Regions from separate parts of the Homo sapiens genome. Here region 1 is linked to region 2. A link is an interaction called in ENCODE POLR2A ChIA-PET data of the cell type or tissue named here. Cell type or tissue: MCF 10A. All regions are shown on one strand. Each heading gives the region's core, and the rest is flanking DNA. Links, peaks and the distances in the headings are about the cores only.

The links. ChIA-PET counts read pairs that join two places held together with the same protein. Peaks named below come from ENCODE experiments on the same cell type or tissue, not always from the same donor. Only the 100,000 strongest peaks of a DNase experiment are listed, where the experiment ranks them.
Region 1: POLR2A ChIA-PET joins it to region 2 with 15 read pairs; 13 of 35 experiments call an interaction of 5 or more read pairs at or near these places.

What each region holds. Positions count from the first base shown.
Region 1 is chr2:20,177,523-20,186,443 of GRCh38, reverse strand. No RefSeq gene overlaps it. Among named protein-coding and RNA genes, the nearest start is that of SDC1, 43 kb to the left of the region's middle. In MCF 10A, for the core only: a CTCF peak has its summit at 6,570; DNase peaks (open chromatin) are centred at 2,093, 3,773, 6,213 and 6,583.
Region 2 is chr2:20,226,772-20,237,038 of GRCh38, reverse strand. No RefSeq gene overlaps it. Among named protein-coding and RNA genes, the nearest start is that of SDC1, 6.8 kb to the right of the region's middle. RefSeq lists enhancers at 357-915, 916-1,474. In MCF 10A, for the core only: no CTCF peak of the experiment used is centred there; DNase peaks (open chromatin) are centred at 4,028 and 5,238.

The DNA.
Region 1 (8,921 bases), core at 1-8,000, 50 kb after region 2:
GAGGGCAGGGGTGAGCCCTCGGGCAGGAATTCAGGGGCCTCTGGCCTTGTCAGCTCCCTGAGGCCAGGGGGGATGGGGAGTGGGAGCCAGGGTGGAGGAACCATGGACTGGCCTGAGGAAGCAGTCCTGCCTGGAGACCCTGCTGAGGGCCAACATTGTACAGCCCCGGCTCCCTCCAGGGACCCTGCCCTTGGAGATCACAGCATCCTGCCGGGAAGTCACATATCAGACCTCTGGGGCTTGGCTACCTGTGAGCCAGCAGGGAACACTTGGTCAGGTGTCAGGGAGAGGCTTTCTGGCTGGCCTGGAATGGTGGGTGGGATTTTCCCATGGGAAAAGCCTGGAGAACAAAAAAAATAGGAAAACCAGGTGAGGCGGGGAGGTGAGTTGGTGGAAGGGTGGGAGCTGAGGCCTGGAGCCTGCCTCTGTGGGAGAAGGGAGGCTGTGGGCAGATGCTGGTTCCTCATTTCCCTGTTCCCCTGCAGCACCCGCAGAGATGGCTAAAGCAGGCCACCCTCAAAGGGCACAGTGTGCTCTCATGAGTCAGGGGCCAGGCTGGGGAGCACCCTCTGAGCCCCGCTTCCCAGTCGGCCTTCCAACCATTCCCTCCCAGCTTGAGGCCACTTCCTGCAAGAGTTAGTCAGCTCTGCTCACATGCCCGGGCTGGGGGTGCTCAGACCGCACAGTGAGACAGCTGTCTTGGGCCCCCTGGACGCTTCCTTTGTGCTGCCCAGGAGAGAGCCTGCCCTCTTACCCGCCACCCCACCCCACAGCTCCAAGTCTGTGGCACAGCCTCCTGGGAAAGGAAGTCCTCGGGCCACTCAGCCGCTCCGCCAGCCACCTGGAGGAGCCCCGGAGATGAACTGTGGGCTTCTCCTCACTGTCTCCTCCTCCTCAACCCTGCAGTTCTGGCCTTTGCTTTTCCCAGTTACTTCCTCAGCAGCTGCGCTTTGATTCCAAGACCATCAGCACGCACAGGAAGGGCTTCCAGGAAGAGGCAGGCCCTGAGCTGGTTCCTAAAGTGCCAAGAGGACCTGTCTAGGACTCCAGAAACTTCCAGGAGTCAGGGAACCTGGGGCAGAGACAGTCCTGAACGCTGTGAATGGGGCAGCTCGGCCTCTCCTTCCCCGCCCTCCAGTCTGACCCTCAGATTCTCTTCAGGCACAGCTGGAAGTGGGATGAGGACGACAGCAGGGGGAAGAAGGCAAGACTAGGTCGAGGAATTCTGTCTGTGGGACAAAGAAGTTTATCTGCCTGGTGGGGTCTCTGGGTGCAGCGAGCTACCTGTGAACATGCTAGGGGGATTTAGAACCCAGTGGGAATGACACTGACAGGCAGGGAACAGAGAGAAGATCGGGCCATTCTTTCCTCATTGCCTCCGCCATCCTGAACACATGGGCATTCCTGGCTCTCATACCAGCCACGTGCCCCCTCTCGGCTTTTCCCTGGAGCCCCTGGTGATTTTAGGATGTTTTCTCCCCATGCTGGGCTGCTGTGGGGGACGTAGGGGGAGGCAGCCCTGGGGGCCCAGTGCATACAGCTGGGGGTTACGCCAAATGCACTGAACAGAGGGACACTGGAGACGGGACTCATGACAGGCCCTCCCCCACCCTGCCAGTGAGACCGATGACTTCCTGAAAAGGGGTTACATGGAGGGTTGGCAACATGGAACATTTGATGTGACCCGAGAACTTCCTGTTCAAATGACGCCTGGGGCTCTTGACCTACTCCCGAAAGTGTCATGTGCACAGTCGGAATGAGCCCTAGGAAGCGGGACTTCTCCAAGCAGAGCTGCTTGCAGGCTGTGCCCACCTTGGGCACCGGGATCCAGGCTCTCCTACTCCAGAGGGCTCTTCTGAGTTGCTGCCGCAGAACCTGCTTGGTGGCCTGTGGCTCACGACGTCAAAGGAGGAGGCATCGGGAAGTGGATGTTCCCAGCAAGAGGGTCTTCTGATGTCCCCCACCCTCCTCAAAGCACCAGGGAAATTGGATCTTAAAAAGGGCCTTGGGAACCCAGTGCTGAGCCCTTCAAGGTAAGTAAGGTCAATGACAGCCATGGCCCGAGGTGAAGCCAGAGAGTGTTTGCTTTCCTGGGAGAAGGCAAACTGAGCAGTGACTCAATTGAGAAATATGCCATCGAGTGCTTGTTTCTGAAACAACAATGTAATCAGAAGTCAGTCCAACTAGGAATGAGCAGTGAGGCCTGAGGAGTTAAGCCCCCACCCTCTGCCACCTGTGGTCCCGCCCCAGCACCAGGGCCCACCTCCGAGGAAAGCATAGATCTGACCTCCTGCCCCCTGAAAGCCCCAAGGAATGGATGGCTAAAGGAAGATCTAAGCCCAGTGCCTCCCCTATGGAAGCACTCCAGCCTGTTCAGCTTTCCTGGCTGATGGGCAAAGGTGTTTTTTGGCTGGCAGCTCTGGCTTTCTTTAACTGCTGGCACCTCCAGGGATGGAGTCCTCCCAGACCTCTCCTGTGGGTGCAGCAGGAGACCCAGGAACTCTAGGCTGAGTTCATGCATCTGAGAGCCTTGTTCCTGCATCCGAAGGGGAAGGACAAGGCCAGCAGCCATCTATTCACTGACCCCTCTCCATGGCTCCCAGGCCATTCCTGACATGGCTTGTCTGGGAGAACTGGATGGATCCTGGCTAAACATGGTAGAAAATCAGAGCTTCAGGAAGGCTGGATATACATGTGCATTTATCCACCTGGATGTTTGCAGGCACTGCCTCAAAGTTATCATTTCCATCCCAAACACCAGCCTCTCCCCCTGGGTATCCTCTCTCAGAATCTCCATCCCCTCCATTGCCTGAGCCAGAGATGCAACTGCTCCTGGAGATTCCTCCCTCTCTGGAATGCTCCTGGTTCCACCTGTTGAATGTCTACATATGTCTTGGTTCCAGCTCTTCCTTCACCCTCATCACCACTGTCCTGGTTTACTGCTTCATTTTCCTTCATCAAGATGATAGCAATAGTCTCCTAGCTGGTATCTTTACCCAGTCTTATGCCCTCTATCAATCAGGCAGGTCGAATTCAAATTTGGGTAATTTGAGAAGAGTGTACAAAGATGTGGGCAAGGGGCAGGGAGACCCCCTTGAATCTCTGAGGTGAGCTGGGAGAGTGCTGTGACTTTTCCAAAAAGATGCATCCAGGTTGCACACAGCCTGCAGGAGGGAGTCAGGGAGAACCCTGCTCTCCTCCCTCCCCTCATCTCCTTCTGGGGGTCCCCAGTAGCTGAGTTGTCTGTCCACAGGAGGGTGAGGGAGCCTGTGGATGCTGTCTGCTCAGGTTGGTCTTCCTAGTACAGGGCAGCCGAGAGAAGGTTCTGGAAGGTGAAGGAAGGATGTTCATACAGACATGCAGACATATTCGTCACATAGCACCAGGGAGACATTTCTAAAACACATACCTGGACATGAGCCTGCTTAACATCCTGAGAATAACCAAAACAATTGTGTGAATGAACAGCAAACACCATCGTCACCCCCGTGGGTCTCTGGTGCGGGATAGGCACCAGCCTCAGCCCCTTTCACAAGATCTAACCCTCTCTTTCCATGCATCATGACCTTCAAGGTCAATGCCAGTGTCCCATTTTACAGCTGAAGTAACTGAAGCTCGGAGAAGCAGACGCCTGCGTCTCACATTCAGGACCTGGTAACACTGGAGTCTGAGCACGGGGCTGAGTCAGCTGTGACAACATCTCTTCCTGGGGCCTTCGAGGCCCTATGGGTTTGTCCTCAGCCCTCTCCACTCTTGGCCCAGCCCTGCTGCTCCTCGCTCCTGGGACTCCTGGGCTGCAGCCAACCTGAGTGACTGGACTCAGCCAACTAGACTCCAGCCAACTCTGGAGCCTCCCTGCTCTCTCGCCTATCTGAGCCTTTTGGGGAAGGTGTGTACGAACGATGGCCCAGAGGCCACAGTATTGCCTCCATGCCTGCTTTTGTACGGTCTGTGAGGGAAAAATGCTTTTTACATTTTCAACGATTGAAAACTTCAAAAGAAGAATATTTTGTGACATGCGAAAATGTGGCATTTTAATGTCCATAAATAAAGTTTTATTAGAACACAGCCCCGCCCGCTTGTGTGCCTTTTGTCTATGGCCGCTTTTGTGCTGCCGTGGCAGAGTTGAGTAGTTGAAAATATTTTCAAATACTCACTATCTGACCCTTTACAGGAAAGGTTTGCCAACTCCTGCTGAGTTGTATGGCTTTATGACACACAACTCAGTCTTCACTGTATTTTTTTGTGCGTTTAAATTTCACCTGTAATTAATGAATATATGCACATTATGGAAGATTCAAACAAGGCAAGGGTATGGGGGAAAGTACAGGAGTCCCCTGTCCCCACCTCCTTCCTCGGGTGATTGTCATTAACACCTCCGAGGCTTGCAGATACTGCTTCTGCTTCCTCTGTCTGCGTTGCCCTGTGCTGCTTCTGTTTCACAAAATCCCATCACACCTCAGGGCCAAGCGCTGCCGCCATCTGGTCTACACCCTCTGAAAGCTGCCCCTGGCCCTGTCTTCCTGATGCATGTTGCTCCAAAGGTAGCATCTCATAGAGACTGACAGCATGGGTGCTGGACCCGCTGCCTGGGTCTTAGCTGGGCTCTGCCACCTACTAGCTGTACATCCCTAGGCTGTTGCTTACTGTCACTATGCCTTAGCGTTTCCCTCATCCTTAAAATGGTGGTCATGGAATGATCTATGTGCTTCACAGGCTTGTGAAGCCCATGTAATAAATAATTAAACACATATTGGCCAGGCACACTGGCTCATGCCTGTAATCCCAGCAGGCAGAGGCAGACAGATCACCTGGGGTCAGGAGTTTGAGACCAGCCTGGCCAACATGGCAAAACCCCTTTGCTACAAAAATACAAAAAATTAGTCTGGCGTGGTGGCGTGCGCCTGTAATCCCAGCTACTCAGGAGGTTGATGCATGAGAATCGCTTGAACCTGGGAGGTGGAGGTTGCAGTGAGCTGAGATTGCACCATTGCACTCCAGCCTGGGCAACGGAGCAAGACTCTGTCTCAAAATAAATAAATAAATAAACAAACAAACACATGTGACCTGCTCAGAACAAAGTGTGGTATACAGACGGTGCTGCTAGGGAGCCATCATGGTAGCTGGCGCCCATGCAGCCCGCATCCATGCCTGGCTCCCCAACCAGGGTGCAGGCCCCCGAGGCAGCAAGCGCATCCTCTCTACTCTCTTCTTCCTCAGGGCTTAGCCCAGACAGGAGCTCAGGAAACAAACAGCGATGCTGCAAGAAGGCCGCATGACAGGCCTCAGGGCCAGGGCCTCAGGTGTCCTGAGAGAATGAGGGCACCATGGGAGCCAGAATACCCAGGTCTTCTCAGGCCGGGCTGTGAGGATGTCCCAAGCACATGACCCAGAACTTGGGGTCCCTGAGGCTGGGCAGGTGAATCTAGGACAAAAAAAGGCACAACTTCTCAATAAGCGGGAGCCCACCCTTTTTTGATTGTTGAGGGGCCTTCAGAGAGTCTGAGGATCACAGTGTCTCTTGGCTGTGAGGAGGGGCCAGGGAGCTCCGGCAGGCCCAGACCTGGGCACCCAGACTCCTAGGTTCTTTTGGAGGGGCACCCGGCAAGGCTGACTGAGCCCTCAGATCAGCTGGGAGCCCTCATCAGACCAGCAGGGTTCAGACTTTTCGGAACACTGAGGAGGGGGAGTGGGAGTGGGGTAAAGGCACCTCCACCCCTCCCACCTTCACAGAAAATTATCTTTCCCCCTCCCCACCCCCACACATAGTGCTGTCCCCCGAACCCCAGATGTACATCCCAACCTTCTTCAGTCCTCCTAGCTTTTGAGGCAGTGAAGCCAGATCTGAAATGGACACACGGTTTACTTAGGGTAAAGGACTTTAGTGCTCCACTCAACAAGCAAATAAAAGGCCGAAGCCTCGGGCGAGGCTGGGGTGGACAGGTGTGGCAACGTCCGCGAATCTGGAGACAGATTTGGCTCCGAATGAGCTGTGAGTTCTCCACCACCACCACCATGCAGGCTCTGGCGCTTGAGACCCCGGATGCTCCCAGGGAGGGGCCCAGGGGCTGGTGTGGGTATGGGCACATGCCTGTGCTTCCCCGAGCAGCCAGGGCCAGAGACCGGGCTCCACAAGGCTCAGAGGGTTCATGGAGAAAGGGGAGGAGGGGCCTGAGGCGTGGCTCCCTGTCTGTCATGGGCCTGGGTGGGCGGGTCCTCCTGCGTCCTCTAGTCCAGTCTGGAGTCTGATGCTCTGTGGCAGGAGCAGCTTGGGACAGGCTTAGGTGACACTGTTTGAGGAACATCTCCCTTGAGGCTGGTCTCATCCCAGCAATGGATGGCTGGCAACAGGGGCTGGAGTCTGCATGGGCTGGAGTGGGAGGATGGCATCAAATGTGATTGTAGTCACATCTGCACATCTGGCTAGGCTGTCCCTTGTTTCCCTCCAGCTTCATGTCTCTTGCTTCTGGGAGCCCGCCTGGCCCTGCCCCACTGGGCCAGCCCCTGAGTCGGGTGGTGGGTGCGGGCGGCGGGTGCGGCCACCATTGTGCAAGGGGTGAGCTCACCCGCCGTGCCCAGCCTGGCCTGCACTGGCCTGCCCGCTGCTGGTTAATCATTGTTCAAACACCCTGGCAGGCAAGTGGGCTGTGGAGGGAGACGTGACAGGGCAGGGCTGCCTCTGCCAGGTCTCAGCAAAGCTCTGCCAGCAGGCCCAGGGCCGGAGCCGCTCCCCAGGACCCCACAGAGAGCAGCCTGCAGTGGGGCTGAGACCACCTCTCCTAATTCCTTAGGAGGAACTCAGTAAATATTTTTGATAGACTCAAAGAACACCCCTTTGTAGGTTTCCTGTTTTGGGGTAAACACCCAGCAGTTTAGTACCATAGCTATGAGGGTGGGCCCCAGAGTCCAAAAGCTTTGGGTCAAACCATAGCCCTGTCACTTATGGGCTGTGTGAACTTGGCCGAATTTCATAATCTCTCTGTGCCTCAGTTTCCTGGGCTGTACAAAGGAGTTGATGATGATAATAGTGCCCTCCTCATAGGACTGTTGGGAGGATTAGGATATATATAAAGTGCTTACTAGGCCCATCGCCCCGAACCAAGACTGAAACACTCATCACGGCTCCCAGCTCATGGCCACCAGATGACGGGCTGGGCTGGTTGTACACTCACATGTTCTGCTGTGAATTAGGTACAACTTTCCCCACTTCCCAGATGAGAACACCTGGGCTCAGGAGAGGGATGGAGAGGGATGTTACGTGTGAAGCAGCTACTGAAGGTCACAAGATAGAAATGACAAAGCTGGGTTTCAAGCCCAGGTTCATCTGCACCCAAATGCCATGTTCTTCCCATCACCCAGCCCTGCCAGGCTTGCAGATCAAAGGTGCAAATCTGAACTTGCCAGGCAATTAAATGCTGCCCATGTTCACTGACATTCTCTGAGCACTGTGGGTAGAGGGGTGGTGAGGAGGCTCTGGGCTGAGTTTGCTGTTAGAAAGACAGAGATCAACAATGCCCAGCCCAGTCCCTGGGCCCAGAGAGCCCTCGATGGATGAGGAGAGAGCATGAGCTGTTCACTGCCCGGCAGAAGCCCAGCACCACCATGGCTGAGACCCAGGTGGCTCCAGGACCCCCAGACAGGCAGGGTCAAGGAGGCAGTTGGTGGGAAAAGGGCCTTGAAGCGGCACACTGTGTTTGATTTGTGTGATTTTTTTCAGCGTGTGTATATTTGGCATGGTTTAGGTGGGGGCGAGTTGCAGAGATCAGAGGCCTAGAATCCCCTTCTGCCTCTTACCCCAGGCTTCCCCACGGTGCTGCTACTAGCTGGGACTGAGTAGAGACAGCCATAGAGACAGGTGCCAGACTCCTGTTAAGGGCCCTGTCGGAGGAGCACTCGTCTCCTGGGAAGAGTCCCAGCCCTTGGCGAGGGCTCTTTGGTCTACTTCAGAGCCGCACCTTGAGGGAGAGTTCCGGGTGTCGGGCAGCTTGCCCTGGGGCCTCTGGGGCATTTGTGGGGCCCCATGGGAGCCTGCACACCATGGGATAGGCAGCTAGGAAAAATCCGTGTCAGACACGCAATCTGAGACCTTGGGAAAGAAAGGACCTTGTGGCCAAGGAATGTGGCTCAGTGACCTGTGTATGTGTACGTGTGTGTATGTGTGTGTGCGTGAGCACGCGTGTGCGCACGTGTGTGTGTCTCTCTGTATCTGTGTGTGCATGAATGTGCAATGAGAGCTGGCTAGGGCAGCAATGTTCCTCCTCAGAACACTGAAATTGGTAATGGTCATCTGATGACAGCCCCGGGAACTTCTCCCTGCCTCGCTGGCATGCCACCCTTCCTTCCCCTTCCTAGGGGACACCCACTCACACCTGCCCTCACTGTAATGCCCAGTGGCCCCTGCCTTCTCAGCCTCTCCTCATCCAAACAGGCTCTCAGAATATCCTCTGAGAAACTCACTTCTCCTGAGCTGTTGGTGGCTGAAAATGAGGCCTCCTGTGTGGCCCTCCCAGCCACTCTCACCTTCCAGGGACAGTCCTCCTGTCCCTACGTGCGCAGCGTCAGCTATGCCCAGGGAGGACCTTGGCTTTCTAGGACACAGAGGCAGCCTGCTCTTGCCTGGCTCCTGCTGGAGATGGAAGACATGCCCGGCTGTGGACTACAGGCAGCTGAAACCAATCACAGCCACCATGACACATTCCAGCCTCTGAGGCCAGACTGAGCCATGAGACTCTCCTACCTACTTGCTGACACACCTGAGAGGCCTCGGGCACAAGGAGACACTTCCTGGCCATAGTTGAAGCCACAGATATAGGTGTCGGGGGACATAGGTGAGACGCTGGTGGGGCAGGAAAAGTGCGTGTGATGCATGGTGTTGGTGCCAGACAGGTGTATGGAAGATATTAGAGAGATCCTAAAAGGAG
Region 2 (10,267 bases), core at 924-8,923:
GATGAAAGTAGCCGATCTGAAAAGGCTGCATACTGTGTGTTTGCTTGCAGCTATTCGACACTCTGGAAAAGGCAAAACTACAAAGACAGTAAAAAGATCAGTGGTCGCAAGGGGTTGGGAGGAGGGAGGAATGAGTAGGAGGACACAAGGAATGTTTTGGGCTGTGAAAGGCTCTGTAGGCTACTGTAATGGTGGAGACATGTCATTATGCATTCGTCAAAACCCACAGAGTGTACACCATCAAGAGTGTAGTCTGATGTGAACGAGGGACCTTAGCGAATGAGAGCATGTCAGTACTGGTTTGTCAGTTGTAACAGATGTATCACACCAATGCAACAGGTTAACCATAGGAGAAACCGTGTGTGGCAGGGTGCGGAGAGGTCAATGAGAACTCCCTGTACTTATGACTCAATTTTTCTGTAAACCCAAAATTGCTCTTTAAAAAAAGGTCTATTAATTTAGGAAGGAAGGAGGGAAGGAAGGAAGAAGTAAGGAAGGAAGGGAGGAAGGGAGGGAGGGAGGGAAGAAGGGTGGGAAGGAAGGAAGGGAAGGAAGGAAGGAGGGTGGGAAGGAAGGGAGGGAGAGAGGAAAGAAGGAAAGAAGGAAAGAAGAAAGGAAGAAAGGAAGAGGGGGCTTCTCCTTACACAGGGCCTGGCTCCTGGTGGGCTCTTGCCAGGTGTGAATTCCCACCCAGCCTCCATCCCAGGGCACTGGTCCTTTCTCCCCTCCAGCCTATGGCTCACTTCCTCAGGTGTGTAATCAGGCTCTCGCTTGCCCTGGGCAACATTCCCACTCCTTAGCTTGGCAGTGAAGGCCTTCACCGGTTGCCCCAGCTTCCTGTCATCCCCACCCACTGCCACTCCCTTCAGCCACTGCCCTGAGCATTTAGGGAACACCATTACTCAGCGGTGCGTAGATGGCCCTGGCCCTTTCAGGGCCTCAGCTGGCCAAGTCCTCCCCTAGCTTGAGCAGCCCTGCCCACTTGCTCCCCTGCCTGACAAACTGCTACTCAGCAGGCAGGTTTCTGCCTGGACGTCAACTCCTCCAGGAAGCCTTCCCTGAACTCCTCCCTGCAACCCAGGACTGGGGCCCCTGGCTCTTGAACCATCTCATCATAGGACTCAAAGATTGCAGTTGCCCCAGGGCAGGGCCCTGCCTTGGACAGCATGCACCCCCAGGCCCTGGCTGGGAGTGGGCGCTCGCTGCAATTTAAGAGCATCCAAAGGACCATGGAGACACAGCGTTTGGGGAGAGCAATGTAGCAGTGGTCTCAGAATCTCCTCCAAGGCAGCCAGGCCACTTCTGTCCTAAGAAAGGTTTGTCAGCTGTGGGACGATGTCCACGTGAGGATATTCAACAGTATTGTTTGTGACAGCAAAGCCTTTAAAAATGGCACCCATCAGAAGGGGAATGGTTAAATAAATCAAGATATAGCCAAACCAGAGAATCCCAAGCAGCCACTAACAAGATTGAGTCTTATCTGTAGATACTGACATTTCTTTTTTTTCCTTTTTTTTTCTTTTTTTGAGATGGAGTCTCGCTCCATTGCCTAGGCTGGAGTGCAGTGGCATGATCTCAGCTCACTGCAACCTCCGCTTCCTAGGTTCAAGCTATTCTCCTGCCTCAGCCTTCTGAGTAGCTGGGATGACAGGCGTGTACCACCACACCCAGCTAATTTTTTTTTTCTTTTTTTTTTTTTTTTGCGACAGGGTCTCTCTGTGTCACCCAGGCTGGAGTGCAGTGGTGCAATCTCAGCTCACTGCAACCTCCGCCTCCCGGGTTCAAGTGATTCTCATGCCTTAGCCTCCCAAGTAGCTGGGATTTCAGGTGCCCGCCAAGATGCCTGGCTATTTTTGTATTTTTAGTAGAGACAAGGTTTCACCATGCTGGTCAGGCTGGTCTTGAACTCCTGACCTCAAGTGATCCACCCACCTCGGCCTCCCAAAGTGCTGGGATTACAGGCATGAGCCACCGCACCCGGCCTCCATTGTGTTTTTGTTTTGATTTTTGTTTTCAGGAGATGGGCGCTCCTAGAGCATGGGTTTATGCTGATGGGAAAGTCATCATTTCCACACCACGGAACACCACTCAGCAATGAAAAGGAACACACTCCTGATGCACACAGCTTGGATGGAGCTCAGATGCAGTCTCCTAAATGAAAGAAGCTAGACTCAAAAGGCTTCCTACTATACAATTCCACTCATAGGACATCTGGAAAAGGCAACACTTACAGAAAACCGATGAGTGGCTGCCAGGAGCCAGGGGTGGGGAAGGAGTTGACTACAAAGGGTGCAGGGAAGTTTTGGGGATGAGTAAACTGTTCCAGATCCTAACTGCAGTGGTGGTTATACAATTGCATGCATTTGAAAACAGACTGTATAACAATAAGGGCAAATTTTACTGTGTGTAAAATATACCTTAGTTTTTTTTTTTTTAAGAAAGGAAAAAATTACATTTTCTTTTTAACATTACATGCCCCCTTTTTTCCACTCATTTTGACTGTAACATAAATTTGAATTATTAAAATATTTCAGACCGGGCGCAGTGGCTCACACCTGTAATCCCAGCACTTTGGGAGGCCGAGGCGAGCGAATTGCCTGAGGTCAGGAGGTCAAGACCAGCTTGGCCAACATGGGGAAACCCCATCTCTACTAAAACACAAAAATTAGCCAGCCATGGTGGCGGATGCCTGTAATTCCAGCTACTCGGGAGGCTGAGGCAGGAGAATCGCTTGAACCCAGGAGGTGGAGGTTGCAGTAAGCCGAGATTGCACCGCTGCACTCCAGCCTGGGCAACAACAGCAAAACTCTGACAAAAAAAAAAAGAAAGAAGGAGAGAGAGAGAGGGAGGGAGGCTTAGAGAGGTTGTATGACTTGTCCAGGGTGGCAGGGCCAGAGTTCAAATCCAGACGGTTTGATGTTAGAGTGAACACATTCAACCGCCGTGCTAGGGCTCTGGAACTCAGATCCCTGCAGGGCCCAGCAGGTAGTGGACCAGCTAGAAAGACACACTCTGTGACTGTGGCTTCCGCTGGTCTTTGCTTTGACTGGATGTGGGTCCAGCATATTAGCTCTTCCAATTCAGCTAGAAAAGTCGGAATTTTTTTTTTTTTTTTTTTTTTTGAGACAGAGTTTCGCTCTTGTCGCCCAGGCTGGAGTGCAGTGGTGCGATCTCGGCTCACTGCAACCTCTGCCTCCCGGGTTCAGGTGGTTCTCCTGCCTCAGCCTCTCGGGTAGCTGGGATTACAAGCTCCTGCCACCACACCCGGCTAATTTTTGTATTTTTAGTAGGGACGGGGTTTCACCATGTTGGCTAGGCTGGTGTCAAACTTTTGACCTTAGGCGATCCACCTGCCTCGACCTCCCAAAGTGCTGGGATTACAGGCGTGAGCCACCACACCTGGCCGAAAAGTCAGAAATCTTGATTCTTACATGCAATTCTCCGATGGAAATCTCCTTTTTAAAATGGTGTAGGCTGGGTGCCAGCACTTTAGGAGGCCAAGGCAGGCAGATCACCTGAGGTTAGGAGTTCAAGACCAGCCTGGCCAACATGGTAAAACCCCATCTCTACAAAAATACAAAAATTAGCTGGGTGTGATGGCGGATACCTGTAGTCCCAGCTACTCGGAAGGCTGAGGCGGGAGAATCACTTGAACCCAGGAGGCAGAGGTTGCAGTGAGCCGAGATTGTGCCACTGCACTCCAGCCTGGGTGACAGAGCGAAACTCAATCTCAAAAAAAAAAAAAAAATAGCATAAGGGGAAAACAAAAACAAAAAAAAGAAAACAAAATAAAATAGTTTAAAGGCAAAACACTTCTACAGGCCAAATGCAGCCCTAGGGGCTGTCCCTTTGCAACCTCTGTCCCATTCCTAGGGAATGCAAAGTCACTTTCTCACCTGTTGAGTGAACTCAGTTACTCATCTGTTACATGAATTTGCATATGCATCCTGGGGCTGGAGGTGAGGCACACCTGTGTGCGTGAAGGTGCGTGCACATGTGCTACACACAGGTATGAGCGCTGACATAACACTATGACTTATACATCCTGGCTGCGGTGAGCTCAGGAATCTCTTCAGAGCCCAGCCCAGATTCTCCCCTGCGGGCTTTAGAATCTCCAACTTCTCTATGATTTCTAGGGTCCTACCTTGTGCCAGGTAAAGTGCTAAGTGTTTTATATGTATTATGTCAGAATGCTTAGGAACTTGCCTAAAATGAGTCTATCTGCCTCTCCCAGTGAATCCCACTGTGGGTATCCACGGCATCACTAGCATGCAGGGGGCACTTACACGTGTGTGCCAGGCCCTATGGAGGGCTTAGCTCATTCAATGCTTTTGACTCTTTGAGGTAGGTACTAGTATTTCTCCAATTCACAGAGGAACAAATTAAAGAGCAAAGAGGTTACTGCTTGCCTGAAGTCACACAGCTAAAGTAGCTCAAAGAATGTGTAGAAGAACCGGCTGGGCAACATGGCAAAACCCCATCTCTACAAAAAATACACAAATTAGCCAGGCATGGTGGTATGTGCCTGTGGAGGCTGGGTGGGGAAGATCACCTGAGCCCAGGAGGCAGAGGTTGCAGTGAGCTGTGATTATGTACGTCACTGCACTACCCCAGCATGGGTGACAGAGTGAGACCTTGTCTCAAAAAAAATCAAAACAACAACAACTCCTCCCAGCTCCCCCCCCCCCGCCCCTCCCCTCACAAACAGCATATTGCATGCAGCAATTAGCAGGGCTTTGTAGAGTCTGTCCCTGGGCAGCCAAGGCGGGTGGATGACCTGAGCTCAGGAGTCCAAGAGCAGCCTGGCCAACATGGTGAAACCCCATCTCTACTAAAAATACAAAAATTATCCGTGTGTGGTGGCAGGCACCCGTAATACCAGTTACCCAGGAGGCTGAGGCAGGAGAATCACTTGAACCCGGGCAGTGGAGGTTGCAGTGAGCCGAGATTGTGCCACTGCACTCCAGTCTGGGTGACAGAGCAAGACTCTGTCTCAAAAAAAAAAAAAAAAAAAAGTCTGTCCCTAGCAAAGCAGGTGAGGTGGGACAGGGGGAGCTACTTCCCTGCTCCAGCCCGAAGAGCACCAGCACGGGCTCCCCTTCCCCACAGGGGCTGAGTCACAGAGAGCCTGGTGCTGCTCAGACTCCAGATCCTTGATGATGCCCTGCAGGGCAGGGGCTAGTGTGAGCCAGTGGCGAGTGGCCTCACTCCAGGAAATTGCTCAGGGTGACTGGGCCTAGCTGCACCTGGGAGGGTGTGGCTGGTGTTGGCACTCCTCCCTGCTGGAGAGCTTCCTGTCCAAGCTTCCAACAAAGGCAACAAAGGCTCATCCTTGAGGCAGCCTAGAACTGAGTCACGAGCCCCGGGGTGATCTACCAAAGGACTTCAGCACCCAGTGCTGCCCCAGCCTAGGCAGCCACTTTACACACTGATTCGGCCCCTCTGACGCTAGCTGTTTACGTAAACCAGGTGGAAATGGACCCTCACCAAGGATTTTCCACATTGCACTGTTCCTCTCCTTCATCCTTCTCCAAGCCTCATCGCATCCCACCTCCTCCATATTATTCAATCCTGGCTCCCCACATTGTACCTTCACGGCCCCTGCATAGGGTGTCCCAGCCCACAGTCTCCCTCCCTGCAGCCTGCCCTTCGCACAGTGGCCAGAGGATCTTTTCAAAATGCAAACCACTGGCTCCTCCAGCCTAGGCACGGCCCGTTACTGGCACACACTGCTCAGGCTCTCTCCCTCTGATCCAGCCCTTGCCAGAGGTCCTGTGCCCCGGCCAGTCCAGCCCACCTCAGACTCCTTCCAGTTCCTGAACATCCTGAAGCTCTGTCTTGCTTCTTTGCCTGCTCTTTGCTGGGTTTCCTGTTTGGAATGTCCTTTCCCTGCTCTATCTGCCTGCGGTAGGCTGAATAATTACCCTTAAAAGATATCTATATCCCAGCCCCTGGAGCCTGTGAATGTTAACTTATAGAACAACAACCAATACAAGGTGGTGGTGGTGGGTCTTTGCAGATGTGCAGATGTGATTAAGAATTTTGAGATAGGGGCGATTATTGGGAATTATTCCAGTGGGCCTTGCATGCAGTCCTGTATTCTTACAAGAGACAGCCAGAGGGAGATTTCACTATACACAGAGAAGAAGGCAATGTGAAGATGGAGCAGAGAGAGCTTTGAAGCTGCCAGCTTTGATGACTGGAGTGATGGGACCACAAGCCAATGAATACCAGCAGCCACCAGAGGCTGAAAGGGGCAAGAGATGGATTCTCCCTAGAGCCTTGAGAGGGAGCACCAACCTGCCCACACCTTGATTTCAGCCCAGTGAAACTGATTTTGGACTTCTGACTTCCAGAACCGTAAAAGAATGAGTGTTTATTTATTTATTTATTTATTTAGAGATAGGGTCTTGCTTTGTTGCCCAGGCTGGAGTGCAGTGGCATGATCTTGGCTCACTGCGGCCTTAACCTCCCAGGCTCAAGCAATCCTTTCACCTTAGCCTCCCAAGTAGCTGGGACTACAGGCGCGTGCCACCACACCCAGCTAATTTTTTTGTTTTGTTTTTTTTGCAGAGGTGAGGGCTCACTATATTGCCCAGGCTGGTCTCAAACTCCTGAGCTCAAGAAATCCACCCACCTTGGCATCCCAAAGTGCTGGGATTACAGGTATGAGCCACCTCACCCAGCCTAAGTGGGTGCTATTTTAAGCCACCAAATTTGTAGAAATTTATTACAGCAGCCACAGGAATCAAATACACTGCCCAAATCCTGTTTCTTGATCCACGGACAGGTTCTAATGGCTTCCCACCCACCCTCAACCTTCCTCATCATTGAAACCTTTGGGAACTTTATCCCTGCGTCCGGAATCCATCATTTCCTTACTGCTGCTGATGAACAGGTTAGTATTGCACGCACTTCTTTGTTTTATAATGATTGTTTAGTTCAGTTTTTCCCCAAAGACTGAACTCACAGAAAATGAAAACCTTATGTTTTCACTTTGGTATCTCCGGCACTCAGCCCTGGGCCTGGCTCCCAGTAGGGTCTCTGCAGCATAGCACTGCCGCATTGCACAACTCCACAGGCACCATTCACACCCGATGCTATGGACTGTGAATCTCTAGAGCACGATTCCACAGGACCCACCCTCCCTCCCTTCCTTCCCTCTCTTTTTCTCTTTGTCTTTCTTCCTTCCCTCCTTCTTCCTTTTTTCTTTCTTTTTTTCTTTCTTTTTCTTTCTTTCTCTCTCTATCCCTCCCTCCCTTTTTTTCTTTCTTTTCCTTCTTTTTCTCTCTCTCTCTCCCTCCCTTCTCTTCTTTCTTTTTCTTTCTTTCTTTCTCTGTCTCCCTCCCTTCCTTCTTTTTTCTTTCTTTCCTTCCTTTCCTTCCTTTTTTCTTTCTCTTCCTTTTTCCTTTCTCTCTTTTCCTTCCTTTCTTCCTTCCTTCCCTCGTTCTCTCTTTCCTTCCCTTCCTTCCTTCCTTCCTTTCTTCTTTCTTTCTCTCTCTGTCTCTTTCTCTCTTTCTCTCGAGTGCAGTAGCACAATCTTGGCTAACTGCAACCTCTGTCTCCCAGGTTCAAGGGATTCTTGTGCCTCAGCCTCCCGAGTAGCTGGGATTATGGACATGTGCCACCACACCAGGCTAATTATTGTACTTTTAGTAGAGATGGGGTTTCACCATGTTAGCCAGGCTGGTCTCGAACTCCTGGCCTCAAGTGATCCATCCACTTTGGCTTCCCAAAGTGCTGGGATTATATGCATGAGCCACCGCACCCAGCCAGGATACCATTTTCATGGAAGACACTGAATCATGCTTCCTGGAACTGGGTAATGCTCCATCTCTAGACATATTTATCAAATAAATGAACTATACTCCACTCTCCTCCTCCAAAACAAAAAAGTTATTCCCATAGACAAAGGGTTCCTAGGCCTCCCTAGGATGATGGGCACCATGAGGTGATAAAAGTGGTCCCTTACGGGGATCGCTTTGGGGAAGTAGATACTCTGATTTGGATGTGTAAATTCCAATGATATCTACAAAAGGTGTATTATTCTCTCTCTTTCCTGCTATCAAATATTAGAGGCAACTTAGAAGGCAAGGGAAATTATAAGTTAGAAAGGGACAGTCAGCACAGGGGCAAGGCAGGTTTGAGGTTGAGAGCAGAGAAGCAGGACATAAAGTCCAATCCACTTGCTGCACACTGAATCCCCAGATGATTTGGAGCTGCCAAAGCACGAAAGTGCAGACACACTTGGTTACATATTTCTCAATATCTAAGAATGAACATATGGCCAGGCACAGTGGCTCACGCCTGTAATCCCAGCACTTTTGGAGGCCGAGGTGGGTGGATCTCCTGAGGTCAGGAGTTCGGGACCAGCCTGACCAACATGGTGAAACCCATCTCTACTAAAAATACAGAAGTTAGCCAGGCATCGTGGCGGGTGCCTGTAATCCCAGCTACTTGAGAGGCTGAGGCAGGAGAGTCACTTGAAGCCAGGAGGCGGAGGTTGCAGTGAGCCGAGATCATGCCATTGCTCTCCAGCCTGGGGGACACAGCGAGAGTCCGTCTCAAAAAAAAAAAAAAAAGGATGAACATATTCGTTCCTTAGACGAAACCAAAACTTTCCACTGCTTCTAGGTCTTCATGTCTCACAACAGACCCAAGGACAGCTCCGCAGCCGTGGTGGGTGAGGGGCTTCCTCTGGAGTCCCCCGATGGCACTCAGGGCCATGCCCCTGCACTGGGACCCAGTGAGAGCCAATCCTACGGTGCATTAGAGGAGACATACGCCAGTGTGGCCTTCAGACAGTTCTCTGAAAAACCTCTCCAACATGGCTCCTTCTAGCCTACACCTCTTTTTTGGGCAGGAATTGTCCCCAAACTTAACATACAGTCTGGGGCTGGGAAACTGGCTGGGCTGCCTCCTAGAGGCTCTTTGTAGCAGCATCTTCAAAGCCATTCCTCTCACCGTCCTCCTGAGGCACCTCTTCTTCCTTTTTCCAGTTGTCCTCCCCATACTCTTCTGAGATGATTCACTTAGTCTTATACAGAAGAATGAATTCATCAGTGTATTTTTAGGATTAGAATTGCTGGCAAGTGAGAGAAAATTCAGAGAAACAGTGTCCTAAACAAACAAAAAGAGACATTTTCCCATCATGTATAAGTCTGCGTGGGCAGTCCAGGGATGACGCTATACTCCATGGGGCAGGGACCCATGCTTCCTTTAACTTGTTCCTCTGCTGTGGATGGCCTCTGTTCCCATGTTCACTTCATGGTCCAAGAAGGCTGCTTCAGAGGCAGCCATCAGATCTGTATTCCGCCCAGGAGAAAACAGAAAAGGGAAGGAGAGCATGCTTGACACCTTTCTGAAAGTGCATGTACCACTTCTGCTCATGTGCCACTGGCAAGACCCTAATCATGTGGCTACGCGTGGCTGTAAGAGAGGCAGGGAAAGGTAATCTTTATTTTAAATAGCCATAAGCCCAATTGAAATTTAAGGAATCTCTTACTGAGAAAGAGGAAAACAGATGTGATAAGTAAACAGAAGTGTCTGCCCAACCAGTCGGCAACTAAAGGCTTCAGCAAAACATTTCCTAATGGGAAGGATGGTCAGACTCAAACAGCAATAAGATATAATTTTACTTGCATCAGCTGGCAAAATATAAAAGGCCCAACACCAAGTCATAGGAGGATGTAGAAAAATGGAAATGCTCATAACTGCTGTTGGGAGTGTAAATTACTATAAGCCCTTTGGAGAGCAATTTGCTTAGAGCAATTGCTTACAACAATTCCTGAGAAAGTTGAAGATGTTTATACCTATAATCCAGAGCTCTACTTCTAGAGAAAGCCTCACACATGCACTCAAGAAGACAAGTATAAGGGCCAGGCACGGTGGCTCACGCCTGTAATCCCAGCGCTTTGGGAGGCCGAGACGGGTGTATCACCTGAGGTTGGGAGTTCAAGACCAGCCTGACCAATATGGTGAAACCTTGTCTCTACTAAAAATACAAAATAAATAAATAAATAAAAAATTAGCCGGCCTGTGGTGGCGTGCGACTGTAATCCCAGCTATTTAGGAGGCTGAGGCGGGAGAATTGTTTGAACCCGAGAGGTCGAGGCGATTCTCCCTGCCTCAGCCTCCCGAGTAGCTGGGATTATAGGCACCTGCCACCATATCCGGCTAATTTTTGTATTTTTAGTAGAGATGGGGATTCACCGTGTTAGCCAGGCTGGTCGAGAACTCCTGACCTCAGGTGATCTGCCCGCCTCGG